2 separate regions of the Homo sapiens genome follow, and region 2 is linked to region 1. A link is a loop called in an ENCODE intact Hi-C map of the cell type or tissue named here. Cell type or tissue: endothelial cell of umbilical vein. All regions are shown on one strand.

Region 1 (2,500 bases):
GAATGACCAGCTCAGGCACTAATTCAGATAAAGTTTGAGAGGGGTCAGTAATAGCCCTAGCATAAATTCTACTGTGGTATACAATACTTTTTTTACCATCCCAAAATAAAATTCCTTATATATCTTACGTATATACTACGCTTAAAAATGTGGCTGGGCTCAGTGGCTCATGCCTGCAATCCCAGCACTTCAGGAGGCTGAGGCGGGTGGATTACCTGAGATCAACAGTTTGAGACCAGCCTGGCCAACGTGATGAAACCCCATCTCTACTAAAATATACAAAAATTAGCCGGGTGTGGTGGCGGGTGCCTGTAAGCCCAGCTACTTAGGAGGCTGAAGCAGGAGAATTGCTTGGATCCGGGAGGCGGTGGTTGCAGTGAGCTGAGATCGCACCATTGCACTCCAGCCTGGGCGACAAGAGTGAAACTCTGTCTCAAAAAAAGAAATAAAAGTATATACTGTTTACATATGAAAGAGAAACTAAGTGATAAATTATAACAAAATAATGTGTATTTCAATTTTAAATGCTCAGACATAACTACAGTAGAAGACCTAAAATATAAAAAAAAGACTAAAAAAAAATTCAGGTGTTTTTGCTCTACGTGGAAACATGGCACAACATTTGCCAATTGCAAATGCTGTCTGAGACAGGTGTGTTATATTAGACTCAAATCCAGTGAGTCCTGTTGCTATCCTGGACTTGGATGGTAAACAGTTCTTGGTATGATTTTGAACCAAAAAATGCAAATATACCTCAACTTTTACAGTAGCTGTATTCCTATAAGATCCATTACCTATATTAAACTCATGCCAAAGAAATACTATACATAAAGCAGAGTTATTTAATGCTTTTTTTTTTTAACCTGGAAGATTATTTGTTGAGACTTTAGAATTTTGTGCAGAACTCAGGATAACATTCTGCTTTTCAGTACAAACCTGGCATTTGGAGGATGTCTAATATCCTTGGCCCCTGTCCAGTGATCATTCTGACCCCCAGTCCATTGTGACAACAAAAGTTGCCCCCAGGAATTTCCCTGGAATAGAAATCCTCTAGGAGGCAGCACTGCCCCATTGAGACTGCTGCTCTAAACAGGCTTTGTGGTGGGGAAGTCCCCAACTTTGACACCCACATAGCCTTAGGAAAATAGCCAATTGTCTCTGTCTAGAATTTTGTTAAGTGAACGTTTACCTGCATGACTTTCGTGTTTCCTTTTTTCCAAACACAATGGTGTGGTCCTATCAGCTACCAAGAGCCCTTTATTAAATATTTAGAAATTCTGCAAGCCAATTGATATTATATTGGCAGTTTAAATAGACCATGATGGGAATATGAATACAACAGAAATTGGCAAGTGCTACAAATCAGGGCTTGATTTGCAGGGGGAGGAGCCAGCTGGTAAATATTTAATAGCACAGCTTGGCTTTCACTAGGTCCATCAACGTGAAGGACCTTTGGCCACTTCCTCTTAGTCTCAGTTTTCCATTTTCAAGTTGCCCCTTTTGTAGCAGAGTGATTTACTCCTGCACATGTCACCTTATTTTTTCAATGTCAGAAGGCACCACACACCTATGAGAACTTCATGATTGGAAAACTTACTCTTAATTGCAAGATATTAAATTGCCTGTTGCTCACTTTCTTTATAAGGCACTAACATTCTAACACAAACACACACACACACACACACACACACACACATTGGGCTCCATCATTTGCCCAAAAAAAAAAGCTTTTCTTTTTGTTTGATCTGTGAGTGGTGACGAGTAGGAATTTTAGTGAAGGTAGAACTTAAAAAAAAAAAAAAAGAGTGGAAATAAAATGGCGAGCCTGGAAGGCCTTGTCCACGTTCAGCCCTGTGGCCAGGGTTGAATCACCCCTTGGTTACGAGGGCCACATGCTGTCAACCAGACAAAGCATAAATGACCCAGATTGTGAGTTTGGTTCAGGGAGCTGAAGGAAACTCTTCTCGGGCCTTTATCCAAACCAGCACCCTGAGAATGGGAAGCCTGCATGCCTCTGTCCCCTTACCTGGAACATTGGAATATCCGTGTTTGGGTGGAGTAGACGTTACAGAAGCAGGGGAGAGAGCAAGCAGGAGAGGCAGTGGGCAAATGGCCATCTCAGGAGGACCCCGTCTGTGGGCTGTTGGTGGGTGTCTGCTAGGAAGTACTTTGGGGGCTTCCAGAAACAGTCCAAACTTACTTTAAGAAAAAACGAAGCTTGAGGGAGTCTGTGAATTCATCAGACGTTGGGGTTACCCTTCATCTTCAAACATCCCTTATTGGAACTATTTTGATATCTAGCTCTGACTTGATAAGTTACTGTGAAACTGGGGGTTCCCAAACTTTAATGTATGTAACTGTCTGTTGAGGAATTTAATTAAAATGCAGAGTCCCAAGCCCTCCTCCCGAGTTCATCATGCTCAGGGCTGGATGGATCTGAGAAGCTTCATTTTTAACAACCACTCCTCTAACGCAGACAGCTTTAAATGTAACTGGGTAA
Region 2 (2,500 bases), 1.5 Mb before region 1:
GCTGACAAGATCTGACTTAAAGAGAAGGATTCAAGATATCCAGTTGTTTTATAAATCCCAGGAGGTTTACATAACCCAGATCATAAGAAAATCTAAGCGAAGTTCTATGTTGAGGTCTGATTGGAAAAAGACATAAGCTCTGGATTTAAAAGTAAGTTGAGTATATATGGATTTTTATCTTGGGTCTAATTATTAGGTTATTACAAAAGTAATTATGTTTTTTGGCATTATTTTCAAATGGCAAAAACCGCAGTTACTTTTGCAACAGCCTAATATTTAATAGCCTTGCTTCTTTCTTGGAAACTGTTCTTGTTACTTTGAGTCTCTACCAGTCCCATCTTTTCTTGTTCACGATGTAATGTCTGTTTGGACAGATGTATCAAAGTACCTTAATCTAAGACACCAAATAGGAGAAAAACCTACACTTTTCTCCCATATAAATCCAGCATTATTCTCTTCTATTACATTTTTCACATAGACTGTAAATTAAAAAAAAAAAAAAACACACACACACACATTCTTGGTAATTGTCATGAAAATGGTATCTGCTGAAATATTTATGGAAACATCTGCGGTAGGTGAAGAGTCCCACAGCAGAGGAGCTATTTGTGCTTGTCTTAGTGACACGGGCTGGTTCTTCAGGTGACTCAGAACGTGTGTTCAAATTTGGTATTTGACAATTATCTCGGACACATGCAGAGAACCTCTCTTCCTCAAAAGCAGTTTAGAGAAGCTTAAACTTGGAAAAGTTGTACTTTCTCTGGTTAAACATAAGACTGGTAATAAAGGCAGCAATCTTTGTTCTAAGGTGAGGGAACTTGAGGCTTTGGAGCAGTAGCTTTGGAATTCCTAAAAGTTTAACAGCATTGAAGCTACTTGAAAATGGTGCATCGGGAGCCCATCCAGACTTGTAACTAATAACAGTCCTGGCAGGACACCACGCACCTCCTGCTTAGCGTCAGCTGTGACTAATACCCACAGCCACCTAGGGGAACAATGGCATTTTATTTGCTACATCACATGGCGAAAGAGCAACATTAGCCCACATCTCGTCTGTGACTCGGAGATCCAGTCTCCAAGCACTGACTGGTAGGGAAAGGCATTTCGTGTGGACAGTAAAATTCCCTCCACCACCAGTGGGAGCTCTTTACTTAACTGTTGTTCAGAGCAAGTCCGTAGGAGAATGAAATTCCAGTTCCACAGCCCTCACTGAAGCAAAGGGGTCGGCCTCTGTGGAACTCACAGAAGTTTGTGTGTTTGTGTATGTGAGTGCAGGTGTGTGCCTGTGTATTATGTTTGTTTTATGTCATTTTAGATGTGTTAAAAAAATAACAGAACAGAAATGGAGAAAGGAATGCTATTGTCAAAAAAGGAAAGAGGGGAAAGAAGTTACATTACGAAGCTAGCTTAGTAACCCCCAAACTTCCCACACAATTGTTCAAACTTAGTCCTTGCAGGTCAGTGCCCTATAGGGCTTCAAAGCTTTTCTGCTGTTTGAGGCCTCTCCCCCAGCACCTGCCTCTCACACACACCCCTGTTGTGGTCTTTTTCCCCCAAACTCATATATTTTGTTCTGTTCTAGTCCAAGTAGTTTAAAAAAAGCTTCCCTATTGAAACCACACACAAATACCGGAATCCAAGTATTTTTGAAGAGCTTTCTTTTGTTGTTATTTTTTTGTTCCTTTTTACTTAAGAGAACAAGAAATTAGAGGATTGCCAAAAATAGAAATGGAGAAAAACGAAGATGAATGTAACAATGAATACGTGAGATATTTTAAATGTCTAAACTGGTACAATTCAAATTATAAATGACATTATGGTCTGTGTTGCATTTGGCAGGAGTTGTTGCATGGAGATTGTATGGCAGGAGCCCATTTTCCTTCCCTGAAGCCAAGCTGGGTGTGTGGAGGGTGTCAATCGAATTAGGAGAGATTGTGTTGCTTTTGGTGGGGGTGTAGGTGGGGCAATTTGTGAGTCCTCAAGCCTGCCTTCTATGCCTCACTCACTAACTAGAAAGGTTATTCAGTGCAAGAACCATGATTAACAAGCAGCTGTCAGCTGAGTGTGATGGCTCACGCCTGTAATCCCAGCGTTTTGGGAGACTGACAAAGGAGGATGACTTGAGGCCAGGAGTTCTAGGCTGCAGTGAGCTATGATGGCGTCACTGCACTCCAGCCTGGGCAACAGAGCTAGACCCTGTCTCAAATGAACACATAAACTAACAAGCAACTGTCAAAAAGCATCCTCAAAAGTGGGAGTGCACAAGGCCACTGGCCAATAAGGCTAATAAAATGAGCCCAGTCTTCCCCCCGAACACAGTGGATTTCCATCTATGCGATAACGTCGTCGGAGCATTGTCCCTGCATGAACTTGACCTTGTCTTCTGATTCTACTTCTCAGATTCAGCAAGAGAAAAGAAGGGCCTGTAAAGGAAAGAGAAAGAGAGAGGCTGTCAAAGGTGCGTAGCTGCCATCTTGCTTCAGTGAGTGAGGCCGTGGCA

The links. A loop is a pair of places that touch in the nucleus more often than their neighbours do. Peaks named below come from ENCODE experiments on the same cell type or tissue, not always from the same donor. Only the 100,000 strongest peaks of a DNase experiment are listed, where the experiment ranks them.
Region 2: a loop joins it to region 1, with 4 times the contacts of the local background. A loop is called at or near these places in 2 of 110 quality-filtered maps.

Annotation. Positions count from the first base shown.
Region 1 is chr13:106,082,758-106,085,257 of GRCh38, forward strand. No RefSeq gene overlaps it. Among named protein-coding and RNA genes, the nearest start is that of LINC00460, 290 kb to the right of the region's middle. In endothelial cell of umbilical vein, a CTCF peak has its summit at 1,044 (motif pointing right); a DNase peak (open chromatin) is centred at 1,064.
Region 2 is chr13:104,570,699-104,573,198 of GRCh38, forward strand. No RefSeq gene overlaps it. Among named protein-coding and RNA genes, the nearest start is that of DAOA, 890 kb to the right of the region's middle. In endothelial cell of umbilical vein, a CTCF peak has its summit at 1,146; a DNase peak (open chromatin) is centred at 1,113; H3K27ac peaks cover 217 bases.